2 separate regions of the Homo sapiens genome follow, and region 1 is linked to region 2. A link is a loop called in an ENCODE intact Hi-C map of the cell type or tissue named here. Cell type or tissue: Caco-2. All regions are shown on one strand. Links, peaks and the distances in the headings refer to the core of each region. The heading gives the core; the rest is flanking DNA. Region 1 overlaps ATF6 (activating transcription factor 6). Region 2 has its middle 14 kb from the start of OLFML2B.

What was found. A loop is a pair of places that touch in the nucleus more often than their neighbours do. Peaks named below come from ENCODE experiments on the same cell type or tissue, not always from the same donor. Only the 100,000 strongest peaks of a DNase experiment are listed, where the experiment ranks them.
Region 1: a loop joins it to region 2, with 8 times the contacts of the local background. A loop is called at or near these places in 10 of 110 quality-filtered maps.

The regions. Positions count from the first base shown.
Region 1 is chr1:161,899,634-161,911,784 of GRCh38, reverse strand. The region is part of intron 14 of ATF6 (activating transcription factor 6); the gene reads right to left. Among named protein-coding and RNA genes, the nearest start is that of OLFML2B, 120 kb to the left of the region's middle. In Caco-2, for the core only: a CTCF peak has its summit at 6,313; a DNase peak (open chromatin) is centred at 6,314.
Region 2 is chr1:162,031,366-162,043,516 of GRCh38, reverse strand. No RefSeq gene overlaps it. Among named protein-coding and RNA genes, the nearest start is that of OLFML2B, 14 kb to the right of the region's middle. In Caco-2, for the core only: no CTCF peak of the experiment used is centred there; a DNase peak (open chromatin) is centred at 6,376.

The DNA of each region.
Region 1 (12,151 bases), core at 2,874-10,873, 130 kb after region 2:
CAGGAATTTTCTATCTGTAGAAGAAAGAAATTATCAACATGTACAAGAAAGATTCTGACTGAAGCAGGGCCAAGGCCTAGAGCCTTGCCTGCTTAGCCTCCTCTTCTCCCTTTGAAGGGACCACAGAATTAGACATTTATTTGCAAGTGACAGGTGCATGCTAAAGAAGTTGTACAGTTTTTGCCCTTAAAAAGCACACAGTTTGGTAGAAGAGTTAAAGAATTATAAATACATGCCTAGCACAATTGTATAGTCCTACACTGTGCAGGGCATCTGAGGTTTCTAATTTCCAGCACACAAGTACTAAAAGTAAGAATAAGCCAAGAGAAGCTTGGCTTCAGAAAAGGCAGAGTATAAGTGTTTTGAAAAATGTATATACATCTGTAGGCATTCTAAGGCTGATTATAAATGACTTATGACTTTGATATTAACTACTGTTTTCAGTAACTCCTCTTCTTCCTAGCAAAAACATATGAACTGTTACAGAAAAAAGAAAAAAAGAAGTATATTAGCATTTCCATTTAAGGGAGCATGGTTAAACTGGAGATAAAACTAAACCTAAGTTTGATGCATTTTGCTTTCTTTTCTTGTTCCTGTGTTCATTGTTTCACCATTCATTCAACAAACTTACTATATGAAATAACTCATCAAAAAGTAGGATCTGATACAGCTGAGAGCAATAAAAATTCAACACAACTTCAAAGTTCAAAGTTGATATGATTATGAAGTGTGATTATCAGCAAAACTAAGAAAAAAATCTAAAAAGTGAAAAACAAATTGAAATTGATATACATGAACAGAACTGTGTAGAAAACATTTCCAGTAACTGCTTGTATTTTGTGTAATTCAAGGCAACATTTCCATGAGAACATGTTTTTAAAAATTGGGGAGGAGAGAGAAGATGAGTAAATTCTGTTAGAATTCCAGCATTGCAGCAAGGGAATTTTTTGTTTTGTTTTTTTAAGTGCATTGTTAGACACAAAGATCACACATTTCTGATTAAGATAACATTATAACCAAGAAAAAACAGAATTTGCTGATCTTCAAGCCATGAAAGTTATACATAGCTTAATTCCTATCATTAAAATACTGCTTCAGGGTCTCTAAATTGAATGTGAAAACAAACCAAAAAACTTGCAAGCCCCAAATTAAGGCTATTGTAAAAATAAACAAACTTAGATTCCACTGGTCATGGGTTAAGGTCAGGCTCAGACTTAATTCTGAGTTTCCTGCTAAGATACAGATGCCATACTAATTGTTGTTTTTAAACATGATCTTCTGAACACAATGTCTCCTACTTTTTCTTTTCACTAAATTTCTAACAAACTAGTTACTTTTGCAGCAGAAAGCTAAAAACTAGGTATGATTTATGAAAAAGAAGAATCATATCTTGCATGCATACGAATTATTACAGTTAACCTGCCTTGTCTCTAATTATTAAAGGTTTGCAAACTGGGGTAACAGTTTTTAAGTACTTGTTTACCAAGAGGCCCAAAAATCAGACTGCAGGGAACCAAAGCTGGTATACTACCAACTCTAACAGTACATATCTTATAATAAAAATAAGTGTCTATATAATATATACATTTTATCTATCTTATCTATATATCTGGGACAATGTAGTTAACTTCATTGAATATTTACCTCCACTTCCTCAAAATAAATGTTTCTTGAACCTCACAACAATGAATCCTGAATCATTACTTTCTCTCTGTGTTCATCTTACTCTTTTTCAGATCATTAGTACTGTGAGTCACATTTTCAGAAACAAAGGAGCTGTAATCACTCAATAAATATTTACTGGCCTCTTACTGTCTTTTCTTTTTTTTGAGATGGAGTCTTGCTCTGTCACCCAAGCTGGAGTGCAGTGGCACGATCTCCATTCACTGCAAGCTCCGCCTCCCGGGTTCATGCCATTCTCCTGCCTCAGCCTGCAGAGTAGCTGGGACTACAGGCGCCCGCCACCATGCCCGGCTAATTTTTTGTATTTTTAGTAGAGACGGGGTTTCACCATGTTAGCCAGGATGGTCTTGATCTCCTGACCTCGTGATCTGCCCGCCTCGGCCTCCCAAAGTGCTGGGATTACAGGTGTGAGCCTCTGTGACCGGCCCTTACTGTTCACTTAAAAAAAATTTACTGAGCACAGTGTCCTGTCATGTATTCAGCACTGTGCTACAGAGGATATTTTCTTTTAAAGAATATAAATCCAAGTTTTTATTTTGTTGGGGAAACTGAATTGTGGCAGAAACAGCCTTTTTTTTTTTCTTACCCAATATATGCTCTCCTTCCTCTGTAACATTAAAATAGCAACAGGACTTGTGATATTTAGTTGGGCACAAGGCCACCCAGAATAAAGACTATATTTCCTAGCCTCCTTTGCAACCAAATAAGGCTACACGGTCTGGTCAACGGACTGTAAGAAGAAATGGCAACTTCTTCAAGGTGGTAATGGTGGAAGGCTTCCCTCCTCCTTCCCTTTCTCCTTCTTGCTAGCTAGAAGGCAGATATGACTGCCAGAGCTGGAGTAGCCGTCTTTGTTCCATGAGACAGAAGCTGCAAGTTGAGGATTATGGAGCAAGAAGACAGAAGGAGACAGGGATCCCGATGATTAAGTAGCTATCATTAGATCTCTGAAACTTATACATGAGACAGAAATAAACTTATAATTTATCTAAGCCACTATTATTTTGGATTTTCTGTCACTTAAACCTAAACCTAAACCAAATTACTAGTTAAATTATAAATCTGTGAAACAGTTCTAAAGGTATTTGGTCAAGAGGAATCTCCATAATGGTTAATTAAGGACAGGACTGTTATTTTTTAACAGCATAGAAACCATATTTATAATTTAGTCTTCTTGATATTGCACCCCCTTTTACTTAAATACTTATTAAGGAACTAGTGAAGGAAATTCAATTCTGGAGGTAAAATTTGATGAATTTGTATTTCTTTCCCTCCAATTAAATTGTTTAAAATAACCCAACAGTGACAAAAATGAAACTACTTAAAAATAAAAAGGATAGTAGAATAAGAATGTTGCCATAGAAAGAAATATATTTCGGCACTGTCACTCAAAACAATGTCATTAATTTTAAGACATCTTCGAATGGACTCCTGAAATGTCTTTATGAGGCTTTCCGTAGGGCTTAGATACTATAGGATTTCCTCTGGAATGAAATCATGTGGACAAATATTATAATCAATGTATTGTTACTCTTATTCCCAGAAAAAGTTAGAGAAACATGGAGGGGAGGGGGCGGGGAGAAACATCAAAACATTTCACCATGAAAATAAAGCATCAGTTTTCTAATGTTGTGCAATATTGTGCATGAGAAAATATGCTACTTTCATATAGTTCTCCCAATTCCCTCTTCCAAGCAATTTGTTAGAAACCAACAGAATATTAGTGTATAACACAGCCTTCAAAGTTACGTTTCTTGTCTTTTTAAGAAAACAAAAGCATTGGAGACTGGCTTATCAAAAGAAAAGGACCACATTTTGCTCCACTGAAATTAATTATGGTAACTCACAATAAAATTCAGGCCCTACTGAGAGTTATCAAATGTTGATTCTACGTATCTATGTAGAGTACAGACTGATTAAATGACCCTTCCCATTCCCCCTATAAAACTCACTGACTGGTGCCCATAGCACAGGGAACATTCACGACTAGTTGAGTTGTGTCTTTTTTCAAGACTACTTTCATTAATTGTATTAGTATAATTGTGTAATAAAATATTACATAAACTAATAGTGTGAAAAGAGAGCAAAAAGATAAAGGTAAGTTTTAAAATGTTCTCTCCTTGCAAAGCAACCATAAAAATCATAATAGTCTGCCCTCAGATTGCTTAACAAGTACCTTTAAGTTCTTATTCCAATATACAGTAACTGTAACCAAGACTGGAAATTATGGTTGCTGATTTGTGAGTATAGTTTATGCAAGAATGGCAACATGGAACTCTGAAGAGTGGATTTGGACTCAAAGAAAAGAAATTGGCCCTGCATACAAAACTAGCCAATGAGTGCACATTAATATAATCAAATGAAATAAAGATACATATCTTTTTAAAAAATTATTTTAGCCAGTATTGTTTATTAACAGACTATCTACTAGTACCCACTATATAGATAAGATGGCTTCTACTGTATTAGAAAACTCTGGCTCAAGGTTGGAGCCCTTTATCTTTAATAGAAAGGAATGTTATTTCTATCATAATTTCCCCTAGAAATGAATGAAACTCAGGCTGCACTTGTGACACTGAGCAGCTTTCACACAGATCAACACAGACCTCTATTAGGGAAAAAGTTTTGCATAGCAGACCAATAGTAACACCAGCCTCTTAACATTTTATATTTGGCCCATATCCACTGGATTCCAGAGATGGGTTTGGTTTTCCAATATAGGAAACTGTTAAAAGCAGATCAAAAATAAAAATAGCACCTAGCCTTATTTCAAAAACAGCTTTGTATTAAATTTTCTCTAACCTATGTCCCTGTCCTAGAGAGCTTTTGTTTTCTATCACTCTATTTCATAACTTTCAAGCTGTCAAAGAAGTTGAAGAACATATTAACCCTCAAAAATCAGAGCCAAAGCATCAACTAGAAGTAGGCCTTTCAGAGTTATTTATCTAAATTCACATTTTGCACTAGTGTTGTTTTCTAGTAGTTATAGTAATTCCTGATCAAAAACCAAATGTGCTCATTCATTAAAGCAATGGCAATTTGGGAATTTGAAATCATAAAAATATACAGACATACATCATGACATATCCTGAAAATAAAAATTACAAAAAACAAAATTAGGGGTGGTAAAATTAAGTAGAATGTAATCATTTAAAGTCTATTAAAATGTCTACGATACAGGGCTTCTCAGCATAGTAAAAACATAAGCAAAGTATATTAGTCACCCCAAAACTAGAAATAGTTCATATAAATAGCTAATATGAATGCTGTATTTGTGCCACTAATGTATGCAATAAAACTACAGACCCATAAAAGGAAATATAAAGCTTGCATCTGTACCATTAATACGCATGTCAGCCAGAAGAATAAATCAAAACTATTAGTGTACAACAGATGGCCCAAGAATGAGCCAAGGTTTACACTTTGACAAGAGGAAACTTTTGACACTTAATACAAATCTGATAATGCTGGCAAGGTCACCAGAGGAAAAATGAGCTTGAAATCCTAATAAGTACAAATTCAAGTTTTGATTTAAGATATACTTTTCATGTCAAACTCTGTAGGATGTCCCCCACAAACTGCCCAACTAACCCTGCCTCCCCTTTTATTAACACCAAAAAGTATTAGGTTGGACCATAAAAAACTGTCATTTTGGTGAGTCAAATATCAGTAATTTCATAAGGTTCAATCTAAGAGTAATATATGCCTCTCTTTTTAAAAACCAGAATTAATTTTGAGTTTCTTGGTCAAAATGGTTTCTTGTAAATACTTTCCGATAAGACAGTAGCATCCAAAATCATTCTTCTCTTTTCATGAGAGTTTCAGGAAAAAATGTTTCTAAACCAGGTCAGGATTGATCTCCCTAGGGAAAGCTCTTAAACAAAATGTTGGTTACATGCCTTGGACAGGTATAGGACCAGGAAGTCTCTGCCCATGTGCTTCATATTACTTCATTCAATAACTTGAGTTGGCCAGGCGCAGTGGCTCACGCCTATAATCCCAGCACTTTCGGAGGCCGAGGCAGATGGATCATGAGGTCAGGAGATCAAGACCATCATGGCTAACATGGTGAAACCCCGTCTCTAATAAAAATACAAAAAAATTAGCCAGGCGTGGTGGCAGGCGCCTGTGGTCCCAGCTACTCAGGAGGCTGAGGCAGGAGAATGGCGTGAACCTGGGAGGCTGAGCTTGCAGTGAGCCGAGATCGCTGCCACTGCACTCCAGCCTGGGCGACAGGGCGAAACTCCGTCTCAAAAAAAAACAAAAAACAAAAAACAAAACAACAACAACAAAAACACTTGAGTTAATCAAAGTTCAAAACTTTGTTAGCTATAATAGAGAGCCTTTTCAAAAACTGGGAAGTATATGATTTAGGAAAATAAGTTAGGGCCTCTGAAACTTATTAGCAATTGTAATTTGTTGAGTGCCAACAGGACAGCAATCCAAAAAAAAGTCTTCTTAAGGAAAAAGATCAAACACTAAATGCATAAAGAGTTTAACCATTTGGGAGTTTGTCATATATAATGTTTACAAGATGTTTCATTTTAGAAAATTCACTTTACTCAGGACTACTGGTAGGAAGTGAATTTCCTGAAGATTACATTGCCTCCTACAGGTGTGTTACCAAAGCAGACCACAGGGGGTCAGGTAGGAGGCTCTATGACTACAGTAAATTGAGTCAACAAGTTTCCTGAGAAAAGTTATTAGGAAACACTTCTAGCAAAAAGCTAAACATAGATATATAGGAGAATCATTATACTTTTTGTTGAAAAAAAGGAACATATTGGGTTGAGACAAAAAATATATATTTTTTTAACCCAGCAGAATCTCAAAAGTTACCTCAAATGCCACTTGTGTTTGTGTGGATAGCACAGCAGGGTGGGAAGGGAACACAGGGAGATATACTAGCCAACTCTTTCATATCAATGATTCTACAAATTTCTGGAAGGGGAGAAAAAAAGGGGTTTCATGTAATATATATTTCTAAAGTTAACTCTCCTTGCATGAGCCTCAGTGTCTAGCTATTCCTCCAGCCTTCACTCCAGATCTTGATCCTTTTCAAAGCAATTTTGATGTTGGCGTCACATAAAGAAATATGGAGGACTATAAAATGCCCCTAAAGCACATTTTAGGAAAGACTAGTCTTAACAAGGCAAACTACAAAGTGGAATAAGAAATTTTAACCATAATATGCTTTATGTACATCAGTGAACAAATTTTCTCTCAGGATCTTGGGTTAACAAAATAGCCAAACTCAACACTTGCTCGCATTAGAAGCTGAGCTTTATTGCCAGCTGCAATCCTAGTTAAAGATGGAGGTATGATACTATATAAAGCTGTTCCACAATCTAGAAGAGTTCACTTTTCATATCACATAGGGTGTACTTTCTAAAGCCTACCAGTTTTCTTTCATCATAAATAGAACAGTAAGTTCTCAGTTTCCATTCAGTTTTGTGTGTGTGTGTGTGTGTGTGTTTTGTTTTTTTTGTTTTTTGTTTTTTTGTTTTGTTTTGTTTTATACAGTCTCATTCTGTCACCCAGGCTGGAGTACAGTAGCGCAATCTCAGCTCACTGCAAACTCTGCCTCCTGGGTTCAAGTGATTCTTCTGCCTCAGCCTCCTGAGTAGCTAGGATTACATGCACCCGCCACCATGCCCAGCTAATTTTTGTATTTTTAGTAGAGACAGTGCTTCGCTATGTTGGCCAGGCTGGTCTCGAACTCCTGACCTCAGGTGATCCACCCACTTCAGCCTCCCAAAGTGCTGGGATTACAGGCGTGAGTCACCATACCTGGCTTCCATTCAGTTTTAAAGTGCATTTTTAAGGTATGATGCATTTGTAGGAAATACAATTTTTAAATTGTTTGGTCAAGTATTGTTCTAAAAAGGATTTCATTTAAATTTCAGGTGGTAACAGCTTAAAAGTCAAACTGGGGTAAAATAGTATAGAATAGTATAATAGTATTAAGTTCTGTACTAACTATGTATCTTTCAGAAAGCATTTAATCATAGGAAGCTGGGATCAGAAGCAAAAACAGTGCCAATGGTAGGTCCTTCTAAAACAGAAGTTCTTAACAAAAGATACATATCAGAATCACCTGCAGGATTTTATAATATAAATACCCACATTCCTCAACTCTTGAAAAACAATTTCTTACATGGTAAGTCTGAGGTGGGCCAGAATTTTTCACTATTAACAAGTATCCCTGGTGATTCTGATGCAGATAGTTCCAGGACTCTGCATTCACAAACACTGGCCAGAGTGGCACAGACAGAGATTAAAAGGATGGACTCTGGAGCTAGACTGCCTGGGTTTGAATTCTGCTTCCATCACTTAATTTCTAGCTGTAGGATATAGAGCAAGTTCCTTAATCTGTGTCCTCATTTTCTCTTTAGTAAAATAGGGACAGTAACAACACCTATTGCACCGATTGTTTATAAAGATTAGACAAGTTAGTATTTCAACACTTATAAGTGTTCAATAATTTTTTTTTTAAAAAAAGGGACCAAAAAGTTTGAGGAGAGTGAAGTCCCTGAGGAAACGCAACAGTTAAATGCAACTGATATAGGAAATTTAGATTTGTTGTTTAAGTTTATTCCCTCAACCACATAGTTGAGAGCCATTGTTCCACTACTGAATGAAATAAAGGATGACAGGCACACATGACCAATCCAAACTCTTTAGCCTAGAAATGAAATCTCTTTATAATTTGGTCCCTACTGATTTGGTCTCTCTCCATCATGATCTCACTTGTGTTTATTCCTTTTTATAAACATTAGCACTAACTGCCATAGATATTCTCTACCAATTCAACCAGGAAAAGGAGACACCCCTATATTTTATTTCCTTTAATATAAAAGATGACAGGAGAAAAATAATTGAAGCACAAGTATTCAAAGCCTCTACTCTATCCCTGTACCTTTTGTAAAGAGGTAAATTTTTGTTTTTGTAAGTGCTGATTAATTGTGTGTGTGCTAGGGGCAAGGAAGTGGTGGAGAGCAGAGTTGGAAGAAACTAAATTAAATTAAATTAAATTAAAGTTTAATTAAAAGGTATGAGTTATCAGCAGAAAAAAAAGGTCTGGAAGTTGGAAAGATGAAAAGAGGTAGATAAAGAAGGGCGGCCTCAGCTGTGGCCTTTGTAGAGGCACACACCTTTACCTGCTCCCACTTCAGATCTTCATTCAAATGTCAATTTCTCAGTGAGGTCTTTCCTAGCCACCTTAGTTAAATTGTACACACACATTCCCACCAAACACACCTCCTTTCCTTTCTCTGCTTTACTTTTCTCTCTAACACCTATTATATATCGTTACCCTTTATAAATGAGCTCCATGAGCTCCATAACAGCAGACATTTTCATCTGTTTTGTTCATTGGTGAATCCCCAGGATCTACTACAACCTTTCATATAGTAGGTAACCACAAACGATTTATAATGTAAACTAGCTAAAGGAGAGCTATTATAATAGATTTTTAACTAGTTTTTTCCCTAAGGAGGCAAGAATCTCTAAGACCCTTTCAGGTCAAACTATTTTCAAGCCTTTTTGCACTTTGTTGAAATTTACTCTGTTGGTGAAAAAGCAAAGCCAAACTGCTAGGCCTTAGTATAAATCTATGTAGTGGCACCAAGCTAGTCTAGCAGTCACTGTATTCTTCACCGCCACATACAGTAACAATGAATCAGCCAACAAATGAATAAATGAATAAAATATTTTAAAGCCAATTTCAGTTTAGAATATCCTTGTTGAAGCAGTAAAAATTATTAACATTCTCTGTGATGAAAGGGCAAGAACATAAAAAACTGTTTTGCTGCCTACTGAAGCATAATGGCTATCTCAAGAAAAAGCACTTGGGTGAATGATTTACAAGCTGAACAACCCACTTTTTTCAATACCACTTTTACTTGAAATAATGGCGAATTATTGTTATTCAGGCAAGGGTAACCCATTAAGCACTTTTTAAAAATGCAGTAAGCCTGATATTTCAAAGAAAATACTTGACAGTATTTGCAAATTATAAAATTTGGGATTTTGAGTGAAAATCCGAATTTCGGAAACCATGTATCTACCACCATGAGTATGACCTTCTTGATGTGATTCGTGGTGATATTAATGAATGTGATTTTTTGACATTGTATAATGAAATATGTTCATATTTAGAAGATCTGCCTAACTCTTAGTGAACCAGTATCTTCCAAATGAGCAGTGAATGATGTTACAAAATCATGCATGGGTACAAGTTCCATTCAAACTGCAAGATAGATCAATGGATTTTTAATGTTACAGAGGGTAAAAGTATCACTGATATGGCTTTAGATTCTATAGTGCAACTAATCTTTAAAGAAATTACCACTTGCTGAGTTTTTATGTAGTATCAAAACAATAATTCACAATTATTTGAAAAGGCTATTAAAGTACTCCTTCCCTTTGCAACTACTTACCTGCATGAGGGTAGATTTTCTTCATATATTTCAACTAAAACAATATATTGCAACAGACTGAATACAGAAATATATAAGAATCTTGTTATCTTCCATTAAATCACATATTAAAAATCTGCAAAACTGTAAAACAGTGCTACTCTTCTCACTAATTTTTTTTTTTTTTGCTTTGGGAGATATAATTATTTTCCATTAAAAATGTTATTTAAAATTTTAATTGTTTTTTTTTTCAAATAAAACATTAAATATTTTAAACATTTCTTAATTTTTATTTCTACTAATGGCTAATGATATTGAGCACATTTTTATGTGCTATTGGCCATTTGTATATCTTCCTTTGGAGCAATGTCTACTCAAGGGTTGAAAAACTAACTGGTTGGGTACTATACTCATTATTGGGTGATGGGATCATTCATACCCTAAACCTCAGCATCACCCAATATGCCAATGTAACAAATCTGCACATCTACCCCAAATCTAAAATAAAAGTTGAAATTATAAAAAAAGACTAGCCTTAAAAATTACTTCCAATAAATACATACAAATATTTCATATGTATGACAGACAGAAATATCTGCTTTATTATAGATAAGAATAATGTTTGTTGCTTAATACGACAGAAGAATGTGTAAGTGGGTAACACAGTGATCTATCTACTATAATTTTATATGTCATATGTCATATGTTTACATAACACCATAATGATGTTACTAAGATTATACCCAAAAAAGTATTCTCATATACATGTACTATCCTATATTTGAAAATACTTTTTTTAATCAAAGTTTTCATTTTTCAGTTTCACACAGCATTGCTTAATTATCTATTTCAAATGTAAAACTTTTAAATGTTCTTGTGTAACTGAAGATCATTAGTTTTGTACAAAACTTACAGAATGAACATGTCTCAGCTAATGCATAAATGTATGTCATGATGTGTACATATGCAAAGCAAATAATTAGCATACACTATAACATTAAGGAGATACTTTAAATAAACTACTTTAATCAAGCTATTCTGACTTCATTTGTTGTCAATACTTTTAATCCTCTTTCTAAAAGTATAATCAGAAATTATATTCATAAGTAACATTTTATTCTTCCTACCATACTGTTTGGTTTTTAGACTTCTAGTAATATAATGATGTAGAGTTTAAATGCAAAAGATTATATTTGACTTAATGGCTTCTTATTGAAAATGTTAACTCCCAGTTCAGCAGGCTCGTAAAAATTGCTTCCTAAGAGGTCTCTTTTCATGTCATCTGTTAATTATTTTTCATGCCATCTGTTAATTATTTATAAGCAAAAGTTGAGTACTATTCCTCACGTCGTCCATAAATTCTTTAAGCGAAATGACATAAAGGAAACCAGTTTTATGATAGCCTAATTGATATAAATGAGAGTTACGTTCCTACAGCATATTTCTGGCTATAAAAACATCACCAAACTTCTAAATAAAGACCCCAAGCACTTCTAATATTAAATATTGAAATAAATGTGAGCTATACATTTAATAAAAACTAATAAAAACAAGTAAGATAATTTATGCAATTTTTGGTGAATCAGTAAGTGATGGTGGTCGTAGTGATGTAAGTTAAGTCAATAAATGTTTGTGAAGCAAAAGTTATAAGGATGTGGGAGGAAACTGGAGAAAACCTGTGCAGACACATGGAGAAAACGTGAAAATTCCACACAGACAGTGGTCCCAGCTGGGAACTGATTTTTTTTCTCATCAATGTTATATTGAAATGAAGCTAAACAAAATGACATTTTTTGAGAACCTGCTGTGATCTGAGACGTTTCTTCAACTCTGGACGGGTGCCTAATAGAAGCATTGAAGTAAGCTGTGGAATATATAGGTCATAGGTTCAATAACTCTGTGCCTATCCCACAATGTAAAATGTAAAAAAATAGCAGAGAAAAATTTCCACCAATAAATATGCAAGACCCAGAGGAATAAGGCAGTGGAGTTTTGAGTTGACTACACTTACTTTATTTAAACTGTTTAAAATGTATGAAATAATTTTT
Region 2 (12,151 bases), core at 2,799-10,798:
AGTTTCAAGCGATTCTCCTGCTTCAGCCTCCTGAGTAGCTGGGGTTACAGGCATGTGCCACCACGCCCAGCTACTTTTGTATTTTTAGTAGAGAGACAGGGTTTCACCATGTTGGCCAGGCTGGTCTTGAACTCCTGACCTCAGGTGATCCTCCCGCCTCAGCCTCCCAAAGTGTTGGAATTACAGGCGTGAGCCACTGCGCCTGGCCTGCTTTTTATAAAATTTATTTTGCTCTCTGTTGTTCATTTTAAATAGTTTCAATTGTTAGGTTATCCAGTTTGTTAACCGTTTTTCTATAGCTTCTATAATAATATGCTGTTCAGTCTATCCAGTGAAATTTTTACTACAGACATCGTATTTTCCAGCTCTAGATATTCCATTTAATTTTTTGTCTTTCATTTCTCTTCTCATATTCATATTTTCCATTAAATCTTTTTGAGACTTACTTTATTTGTTTATTGTATGGGACAATTTATATTTTTTCCATGAAATATTGCAGAAATTTTATATTGTGGAAAATATTTATAATATCTCCTTATATTTATATTTATAATATCTATTTTAACATATTGTCTACTAATTCCACCTTGGCCTCTTTCTCTCTTTTTTTGAGACAGGGTCTCCCTCTGTTGCCCAAGCTGGACTGGAGTGCAATGGCACAATCATAGCTCACTATGACCTCAAACTCCTAGGCTTTAGCAATCCTCCTGCCTCATCTTCCTGCATAGCTAGGCCTACAGACATTCACCAATATGCGTGGTTAATTATTATTATTATTATTATTATTTTTTTTTAGAGATGGGGGTCTCACTATGTTGCCCAAGCTGGTCCATCTTGGTTTCTTTCTATTGAGCGATTTTTCTTTTGGTGATGAGCCACATTTTTTTTTTTTTTTGCTTTTTTATATGTTTAGTAATTTTTTATTAGATGCTGGACATTTTGAATATTACACTGTTGGTGGTGTTTTAATGTTTTCCTTTAAAGAAAGTTTAATTTTATTTTGAGAGGCAGTTAAGTTACTTGCAGACTAACTTGATCATTTTGAGACTTGTTTGAAAGCTTTTCTAGGGTGGACCTTGGATAGGTTCTACTCAGTGGTATTGAGAGGCTTTTTTCTTCCTGACACCAACCAGTTCTGACACCAATGAGGTGTCCTGCAATTCAATTCAACGCCAACACCAACTACCTGGAGTTGGCATCAGACTCCACAGGTTTAAGGGCTCACTCCACAAAATTGTTCTTACTTTAGATGCTTCTCAATTATTGGGTCCCCAGGTTACCCCCATTCTGCCCAAAATGAGTGCAAAGTTGGAAGTTCCCACAATCCCCCCTGTTTCATGTTTGATAATTTTCTAAATGACTCACAGAATTCAGAAAAGTGCTTTGCTTACTATTACTGATTTATGATAAAGGATACAACTCAGAAACAGCCTATGGAAGAGATGCATAGCGCAGGGTATGAGGGGAGGGGGACTCAGAGCATCCATTCCCTCCCAGTGCCTTGATGTGTTCAACAACCTGGAAGCTGTCCAAACCTTGTCATTTGGGGATTTTTATGGAGGTTCTGTTACTAGGGCATGATTAATTGAATCACTGGCCATTAGTGATTGACTTAATATTTCTAGCCCTGTTTCTCATCCTCCCCACCTTCCACTGCCACACACAACCCCCAGGTTGAGCGGTGGGGTGGAAAATTCCAAGCTTTATCTTTCTGGTGACTATCCCCCATCCTGAAGCTATCTAGTGGCCTGCCAAGAGTTGCCTTGTTAGAACAAAAGACACTCCTATCACCCTTATCATTCTGAAAATGCCAGGATTTTTAGGAGTACTGCGTCCCCGTGACCAGGGACAAAGACTATATATCTTCCTACAATACCTGTGGTATTATACCTGGTAAGTGCTCAACAATCAGCTCTCTGGGGTGGGGGTGGTTGAAACAACTGTAAATTGTAGTATATGCTGATTTACTTGGCGTAAATATTCTGTAATAGCTGATTTCCAGCTACCAATGTATGTCATTGAAGTTGAGACAAGAGATATACACAATTGGCTCTCACAAACTAGTGCAAGCCAACTTCAACACACCACTGCCTTTACTGTGGCCTGGCTGAGCCCTAATACTTCATGAAGCATAACCATTTTGGGGTCTCTACTGAATGCATGACTGTTGAAAGAGGCCTCTCTACTCTGAATGGTCAGAAATCGAACATCTTATCCATCCTGTGTGAGCTCATGTTAATCGCTTATGTTAGATCTCTCTGGTAATTGTTCCTTCTCTCATAATTTTATTTGTACACCTGTCATGGAGTTTCATTCTACATATGTACAGCTTAGTGTTCAGTCCAGGGTTCAAGACAAAACCTTATGCCCATTTCTGAACCTATCTCACTCCCTTCTTCCTGATACTGTACCTTGAATATTCAAGCTGCCTTGGCCTCCCTGAACTCTGATCTCTGTCTCCTTAACTCAGTTAGGAAGATGCCACAATCTTCCTGGGTTTCCCCTCCCTGCATCACACTCCAGAAAGTTCCTCCAGGCAGAAAACTGTGCTAATCTTAAGTCTCACCTTGTTTGTTTCCTTTCTCTGAGGGCTCATGGTCTTGGGCTACCTGTTGTGCAATGTCTGAAACTTGTTTCATGTCTTTTGTCTTGTCTTCTGGTTGTCTGCAGTGGGGTGGAAGTCTGTTAGCAGTTACTCCATTGCAGCCAGAAGAGGGAGTCCTCCTCAGTTTCCATTTAAGTAAAGCCAATTCTTTTCTTATAGGAAGATATCCCATTTCTGATTTTATATTTTCCTTTTACTAAGGAGGAACTTACCTTATTTCTGTTTTCATAGAAACCATCAGCTTGCTACTCTTTTACCTACCATGCTACTCCTTCCTCTACTGCTAGTAAATGGATTGCCCACACACCCTGGAAAAAGCCTGGTGGTCGCAGCATTCTGAAAGAGCACCGTGCACCTGGCTCACCCTCTCTGAGCAACAGAAGTTTGATTGCTACACTCTGGTGGGGCCCATTGGATCTAGAATGATCCATAACACTATCTGGAGGAGTTTCTCTCCTCAGGAAACTATAAAAATGTTATAAGGACTAATTGAAAGTAACTGAATGCACATCAACAAATGAGTCTAAAGTAGAATTGGTTATATCTAGTTAAGCATAAAATAAATACTGAACATTTGATTCTTTTATATTAACTTCAAATTCTCCCTTATGAGGTAAGTGGGAAAAAATCTGTAACTGCACAGGCCTAAGAGGTTATGTCTGTTCTGGTACAATCTGGATTTCCCTTTTCTTGCATTATTGAGGCTTGGCCAATCGTCTTCAAGTGACCTATGCTGCTCTTGCTCCATACGAGTCTGTGCTGGGAGGGAGTCATCTATTCATCAGTGACTTTCTTACCTTACACATGACCATTTTTTAGCCTCTGTCTGAAATCACTTTTATCATTTGAACGTCAAGGTCTTTAACAACGAAAATGATAATAAGATTTTTCTTTCTTACAATATACTCTGCAAAATGCCTCCTGTCTGTTACTTACCATTAGGGAATGGCTTGTCTTTCTGGTGGTATTATGGTATATATCATTTCTTGTGGCCGCTATAACAAATTACTGCACATTTAGTGGCTTAAAACATCAGAAACTTATTCTCTCACAATCTTGGAGGACACAAGTGCAAAATCAGTTTCACTGGACCAAAATCAAGGTGTTAAAGGGGCTGCAGTCCTTTTAGAGGCTCTAGGAGAAAATCTGTTCCTTGCCTTGGGGACGTATTACTCCTGTTTTCAAGGCCAGCATCTTCAAACCTCTGTCTGCTCCTTCTTCATGTTGCTTTCTCTTTTGTGTGTATCAAATGTCCCTCTAACTCTCTCCTATAAGGACATTTGTGATGACAATTAGGGTCCACCTACACAAGCCAGAATAAGCTCCTCATTTCAAGATCCTTAATCACATCTGCAATGACTCTTTTTCAAAATAAGGAAACATTTACAGGTTCCAGAGATTAGGATTTGGTTATCTTTTTGTGTGGGGATGGGGCAGGGAGGTTGGAGGAAGCAGTCTGCAGCCCACCACACAGGGGTTCTGCTCCATGTCTACATGCATCTCCTCAATGACTGTTGACTTCTGTGAGACAAGTCTTCTGTTCATGCTGTGGCACTTTGAGGGTAGCAACTAAAGAAAGAAAAATCCAGAAAAAAATGAACTGTGTAGAAATGTGGGTGCTATGGAGCCCCCGTGTAGGTCCCTGTGTAACACTGTTAAATTACATACCATTTCTGTCTGTAGAAACTAAGGGTTTTTCTTTTCAGCCATTTCAGGCCCACTTTAGTCAAGGCATCCCTATGTTGGTAAGAAGCACAGTGACATACTCCAGAGACTCTTCAGACAGCACTACCATCTCTATTTGTTACATGATCTTCATTTATTCTAGAAGTGTTCTGCACAGTTAGCCTCAAGAGAACCCAGATCAGCAAGGCAGTGCCCACAGCCACCATTAGTCACCTGAGAGTTTCAGTGAGGAAGAAAAATTAAAAAAGCAAAAAGAGAGATTCTGGGGCACAGATAGATAGTAAGAGATGAAAAAATAATAAAAGAGGAAAAATAAAAGAAATAGCTCCATCTGGAGGGGAACAGTTAACCAATAAATGACTATACATTTAATGAGCAACTATAATACAATATAATGTACTAGAGCAGAAAGAAAGAAAATAAGTATGACATCATCCTTGCCGTCAGAGAGCCTTTAATGTAGTAAGACAGAAGTATACACATCTAACTATAATACAAGATATATTAATACAAGGATCATGCAAAAGGGTCAAAATGATGTGGAAATTTATTTTTTTAGAAAGTGGGGTCTTGCTATGTTGCTCAGACTAGATTCAAACTCCTGGGCTCAAGCAGTCCTCCTGCCTCAGCCTCCTGAGTGGCTAGGACAACAGGCATGCACTACCACACCTGGCTGCTGTGGGAACTTAAAGGAAGTCCACAGCCAGCTTAAGAGATCACGGAAGGTTTCACAAAGGAGACAGTGTGTGAGTGACACCTAGAACTAGTAGCAGAAGGAAGATAAGAACTCACACAACTCTGTGCCTGAGTCCTGTACAAATCCATGGTCTGTAACTTCAGCTGAGCAAGCTTTCAGCACAGGGCATGCCGACTCCAGGTCCTTACAATTTCTCTTTCATTCCCCCAGAGCAACTATTTTAGAACTCCCTCACTCTCCTCAAGCTCTACCCCACCACTTCTTTCTAATTATCAACAGAAAACCGTTAGCAAGAACATTTTCAACAGCTTTCATACATCTGTGAGTCAAACTGCATCATCTACATCCCACCCTACTTCTCCCCTGGCTCAGGGAAGAGGTGTTCCTCTTCCTGTGTGAGGTGGGTGGATGACCATCCCACCCATGCTTGGAATTACTCCTCCTCCCCCCTTGTAAGGGACTTTGCTCTGCTTGTCATTCCCTCTTTCTTATATGAAATGGTGAAGAGAGCAGGTTCGAAGTGGAATGGCTTGGGTTCCCATCTTAGTTCTACTTCTCTCTAGCTATTACATGAATAAATTTTCTCTCTGGGCCTTGGTTTCCCTATCTGTAAAATGGCATCTACTTTGTAAGGTTGTTGAGAGGATCAAATGAGCTATTCCTGTAAAACAGAGTTGAATCTCTGGCCCATAGAAGGTGTTCAGTAGGTGCCAGTATTTATCTTTCACCTCTCGTCAGTGGGCCCTTTAATCTCTGCCTCTAATCATGCTCAAATCACATCTGTCTATGGAAATAAAAATCCCTCTCTGGATTATCTCCTCTACCATTTGTTCTTCCTCTCCACTTCTCTTATGGGCTCTTTCGTTCCACTTCTCTTCATAACCAAAACTCTTGAAAGAATGGTCCATGCAGATGGAAGCTGTAACCTGAGTTTCAAGAAAGCCTGGAGCATGATTGGAGAGCACAGGGATAGTGGAAAGTGGGTAGCCCAGGTCCAAGTCACGGGCAAGCTGAGGTGTTGGACTTTATCCAGAAGGCCGTGCCGAGCTGTTGACTTCTGGCAAAGAAGTGGTGCAGTCAGAACTGTTCTTTAAGAATATTAACCTGGTAGCGATGTGTAGGTAAGAGCTCTTAGAAAATTGTTGCACTGGGAAAGGTGAACTTACGAGCTATAAAGGGGTGAAATACATAAAATCAACACTAATCGAACTGAGAGTCCTTGGCGAGGGATGAGGTATGGGAAAAGAGACAGAAGAAATCATGATGAGTGTGAGGTTTCCAGCCTGGTGGCTGCCTTCATTCAGACAGGGGAGTGAGAGGGAGGAGGAGAAGCTAGTTTGGGGATGGAAATGATGAGCTCAGACTGGGACTTGCTGGGTTTGAAGAATGACACCAGACACCAGGTGTCACTATACTCCCAGTCTGAAAATTGCAAAGCAGCCACTGCGCTACCAATCTTTTTTTTTTTCTTTTCTTTTTTTTTTTTTTTTTTGACAGAGTCTCGCTCTGTCTCCCAGGCTGGAGTGCAGTGGTGCGATCTCGGCTCACTGCAACCTCCGCCTCCTGGGTTCAAGCGATTCTTCTGCCTCACCCTCCCAAGTAGCTGGGATTATGTGCGTGCCACCACGTCCAGCTAATTTTTGTATTTTAATAAGGACAGGGTTTCACCAGGTTGGCCAGGCTGGTCTCGAACTCCTGAACTCAGGTGATCCACCCACCTCAGCCTCCCAAAGTGCTGGGATCACAGGTGTGAGCCACTGTGCCTGGCCTATCAAAGAATCTTAAAAGGCTGTGCAGATGGCAATCTCTAGGCAAGGCTCCTGTCCTGACTTCCTCTCATCTGCAGGGCTGGCACAGAAACTCCACATGAATTAGAGACTCTAGGTGTGTTAGAAATCCCACAGTGCTGATGGCTCCCTAGGAGCTCAATGCCCTGAAGGACTACTTCTTCAGGCCTTTAAGGATTTTGACCTTGGGGAAATAAGGTCTTAAGCCAAGAGTCACAAACTCATATGCCTTCTGGTAGTTATCGTAGGTAATATTATCAGGAGAGGGGAAGTCTGTGCAAACTAGAGTGCATGCCCAACCTAAAGACATTCAAATTCACAAATTAAAAACAAAGAGATCACTGTGCTGGCCTAACTAAATACATCTGCATCCAACCACTTTGCAATTTATGCCAAACTACTCACTCAAGGAATATGTTGACATCAAAGCCTTGAATGCTTAGGAGATGTAAAAGGAAGGGGGAGATATTAGAAAGAGGATAAATTGAGCCTTGACCAATTAACTCTCCTGAAGACAGTTTGTTTCTCTCCCTGTTTGTGTCCCAAATGCCCTAGAGCTAGGACACTGTGCTGGAGGCTCAGGGAGGCCATGGTCCTGCTGTGTCCTGCAGGAACCAGAAAACATTGGAGCATATTATCTGACTCAGTAATCCCCAAACTTTAGGCATTTGTGAAGGTCCTCACCCTCACCATGTTTGCCTTATCATCTGGACTGACTTTTCTATAAATAGAGCCTAAATCAATTCCCCTTTATATTTGTATGCATCCTAAATGTGTGAGTTTGAGTTACGTTTTTCTTAACACCCTTTAAAATGAAAAACATAGTCATTAAAATTAAAAGTGAATATCTGGACACCACCTAAAATAGTCTCAAGTACCCCCAGAAGTATGCATGTCATATGCTGGAAAGCACTGGTTCAAGTCCCTCACTTCACAGATGGAAAGGTTAAGGGAACCTGAATATAGTTTGGTGTTCGAAAGCACTGGCTCTGAATAAATAAGCCCTCGGTTCCAATCCAGACTCTGTGGCTTTGTCTAACTGCTTACACTTTCCGAGTTTCTGTTTTCTCATCTCTAACATAGGGGAAACTGCACCTGTCTCCCAGCAATGCTTGGAGAATTAGTGAGATTGCATGGAAAGCACTCAAGAAGTGGAGCTGTGGTGAATGTTCTATCACTACTGAGCTTGTTCCCATCCCAGAGTGAGCCAGGGGCAGGTCTGGAACCAGGACTGTTTCTCCTGCCACCTGGGCCAGGACACGTGCTCCACAGGAAGTGATTCACCACTTCAGAACGGACCAGCCAGATTCTCTTGGCAGTGAGCCCTGGGGCAGCCCTCCTGCTTCCCACTCCTCTCCCACTCACCTTTGAGGTATAGGCTGCCCACAATGGCTATGCAATTACCATGTTATAATTTATGCAAACACAAGATGTACAGGTGTTGAGAAATGTGGCATGAAAAGCACCAAATGTCTATCCTTCTTACACCTCAAATGTTCAACATTTTCTACAGCGACTGATGGCCTTATGAAAACATACAGAACAGCCATTTTCTGTGGATAGCTACATTTAAGACAGCTGTGTTCTAGAACACACTACAAAGGACCAATAAATCAAGCTGCTTGGCTTTACCCAAGAATTCAGAATTTTAGGGCTAAAAGGGACCACCCTGAAAATCACTCAGTCCAACCAGTTGTTTCGGCAAATAGACAAAACTGGGGCTCATGACTTCCTAGAGAGGTCAATTACTTCCCAAGTACACAGAGCTGGTGTGGTAGCTCTGGGACACCTCACTCCGTGACTGCATCTGTGATTGGTTGGTTAAAGCTGTTCGTTCCACTTTGCATGTAAGTGGTTGGAGAGCCTTAAGCATGGAATTCTATAATGAGATAAGGCATGTGGGTGAAGGGCTGAAGTCAGATTTTAAAAAGCTAAATGTTCCAGGATAGAGTGTGATGGATGGCATGAACTTGCAATCACACAGACCTGGGACCAAAGCTACCTTGCTACTTACTAGCTGTACATTCTTGTCCTTGAGCAAGTTAGTCCAGCTGTCTGCCTCCATTTCCTTATCTACGAGCTAAGGGTAACAACATCTACACTGCAGGATGGTTATGAGGATGACATTACATGCTTGTACAGGGCTATACAAAGTACTTGTGTTGGTCCATTTTCTGTTGCTGTGACAGAATACAACAGACTAGGCAATTTAAAAAGAAAAGGAGTTTATTTGCCTTGCTATTCTGGAAGTTGGGAAGTCCAAGAGCATGGCACCAACATCTAGTGATGGTCATCCCATGGTAGAAAGGCAGAAAGTGGAAGTCAGTGCAAGAGACAGAGAGAGCACAGGAAAAGAGAGCCAGAGGAAGCTCACTTTTATAACAGAGCCACTCCCTTGATAATGAACCCACTCCAGCGATAGCTACATTAATCCATTCATGAGGACAGAGGGATTAACTTTCCACATGAAGTTTTGGGGACTGACATTCAAACCATAGCAGTGTTCAAATCCTCATTAATCCTAAGGGATACAAATCATATTGTAGGGTTCCCTGGAGTTAAGCAAAAGCCGTGTGGTTCTGGGCATACATTTCAAGGTCAATAAGAAGTGGAGCTAAAACACCAAAAAGCTCCTGGGAAGAAATGGAGAGCTTGAATAGCACATGCTTTTTCGGGAACCACATACATCACTTCATGTAACACAGCCCTAAATTGTGAGAGAAGTAAGGAAGAGAGAATAAGAGGAAAGGAGGGTGAAATCAAAGTGTTGAAGGAAGATGAGAGTTGAGGGGGGCTCCCAAGATTCACTGGAACAGCTTGAGTTGGGTTTTCAGAAGGAAGAAAGTAATTTTTTAGAGAAAGGAGAATAAGAAATGTCAGCAGGAGTTGGAACTCTGGGGCGGTGCCGCCCTCTCTCAATCGTGTTGCTGCTATTTTAGGAGTCTCTTTGGATGGCAGCGTTGGCTCTCAGAGCACATAACCAGGTTTCCTCCTGTCTAAAGTGAGGCGTCCCTTGGGTCTCTACTCAGGACTCAGCATCAGGCCAGGGATGCCTGTGCCAGCCTCGCTCTGCTCACTGCCTTGCGTCAGGCGGTGCTGTCTGTCCTCCAGAGAAAGTCCTCCCCACTCTCTGGGTTTCCAGGCAGCAACTCCCTGGGCAGCTGCAGCCACCAGATATGCCTGGCTGCCCTGCCAACAAAAGCAAGGAAGGGGCTGGCAGTTGGCTCCACAGACCCATCTCTGAGAACACCTCAGGAATCACCCAAGCTTCAGCAAGTTATCTGCTTAAAGTTCAGTCCCTGCAACAAAGCAAACCCCCAAAAAGGGTGGGGTGGGGAGAACCTCAGCTACTTAAATCACAATCACTAGATGGAAGGAACAGAGAGTCAAAAATAATAAAGTTTCCTTTTTCAAATACGAAAACAGAGGTGCAGACAGAGGTCCTAATCAGTTCACCTGGTGAGTCTGAAATGGGCATGATTATAATTATCTCTATCTAATAAACGATTACTATTTTAAAATTCATTCAACATTCAACATGTATTTGTGAATGGGGCAAGCAACGGGTTGGACATTTTTACATACATCTCTTATCTCCACAACAACCTAGTACTGTTAGAATACTACGGCTTAGAAAAAAACAACTTGCCCAAGATTCCCCACCATATGAGTTGCAGCATTGAGATTTGAACCTGGGTCTGTGGTTTTGAAGCCCCCATAAAGCTGAGACTAGACTCATCTCTCTTGCTCCCAAGTAAGACTTCACCTTCATATTAGCGTCCAAGTTTCCCCTCGATGCTAAATCTAAGATTTACCCTTTGTTAAGCCTTCTGTGATCTTTACATTCTTTGTTATTTTCAGCCTTCCAATTGAGGGTTGGGGTTTCATTTCTAAAGGGATAAAGAAAGGAACATGTGGTTAGCAGTAAGCACCAGTAAGCAGAGGTGAATATTTTTATGATCCCCACCTTAGTATTAAGAAACTGAGGCTCACAGAGATGAAGTGACTTGCCCAAGGTCAACAGCAGTTATGGTGGAGCCAGAATTCCACAGCCAGTCTGTCTAACCCTACATCCCAGACTCTGTCATGGCTCTAGGCTGCCTGACAAGGCTAAAATTGTTACATTCATGTACCCCAAAGAATGGAGGGGTGCATGAATGTAATTTAATTTCATATTCAAATGTATGAATGTATGGATGAGCAAGTGTATTGACTAAATATTTTCAGTGATTAATCTACCAAGTGAAATATCTATAGCAAGCTGAGGTCTGCATGTATACACACCAGGTTAAATTTACCATTTAGTCTGTTGGCTGTAGGATGGTGAGACATCACATCTGGATTAGAACAAGCCAAGCAGGAGGAGGAAAAAAATATCACCTGGAGAGAGAGGCACACAGAGGAGTTGCTTCTGCCATTCCTGGATACTAAGTTGGGTTGTCTCTTACGGGGAGATACTTTTCTATAAGATGATTAATTTATGCTAAATAAGTACATCTTCAGAAGTAGAAGGAGGCAGAGAGCCAGCCAGCAATGGAATAGGAGAGAGTGGACATCCATTGATTTGTCTGGTCTAGCAGCTCCTCCCTAGAAACTGCCCCTCTTTCCACTTTGTTTCTACCAAGTGACCTGTCCCCCTGCCCCCCGCCTTAGTTGATTAGTTCAGGATTGGGCATCTGACCCATTTTAGAGCAAGGCCTTCCCTGGGCATTTGGAATTGGGCCTGAGAAGGAAAACTAACCACACTCAATATTCAAGTAACTCTGACCGGGCACCTTCAGTCTACTGTGTGGACCAGAGATGTCCTAGGTTCAAATGAGCCTCTGATGACCCCAGTGACATTAGAGCCCTTGGGTTTTGTGAGACACTCCTACATCCTTATAATAAAGTCTCCTTTACCCCCAACACCTTTTTTCCTTTAATCTATATAAAGTTGCTTGTAACTTACAAGCAGGAATCTAAACTAACATCCTTCCCCTCTCTCACCTCCATATCCAGAAAGTCACCAAGTCCCACTAATTCCACCTTTTTGGTATATCTCATACCCACCCCTTTCTCTTCACCTCCATGCTACTGCCTTTATCAAAGCCTCCCCATCCGTGCCTGGATTTCTACAACAGCCTCCAAATAGCTCTCCCTACTTCAGCCTGACTCTCCCATTCATTCTCTGTGCCACTGCCAGGGCCACCTACTAGAGTTCACTCCCTTGCTTACCAGAATTCTCATAGCCTTTGGCTTGAACTCCAAACTCCACAGCACATACACAAGCCTCGTGTGATCTGGCCCTCCACTCTAACTGCTCGCTGCATCCCCTCTCTCCCTCTGCTGTGACCCCTGTGTTCCACCTGAGCTTGCATTTCCCAGTAACTCATCACC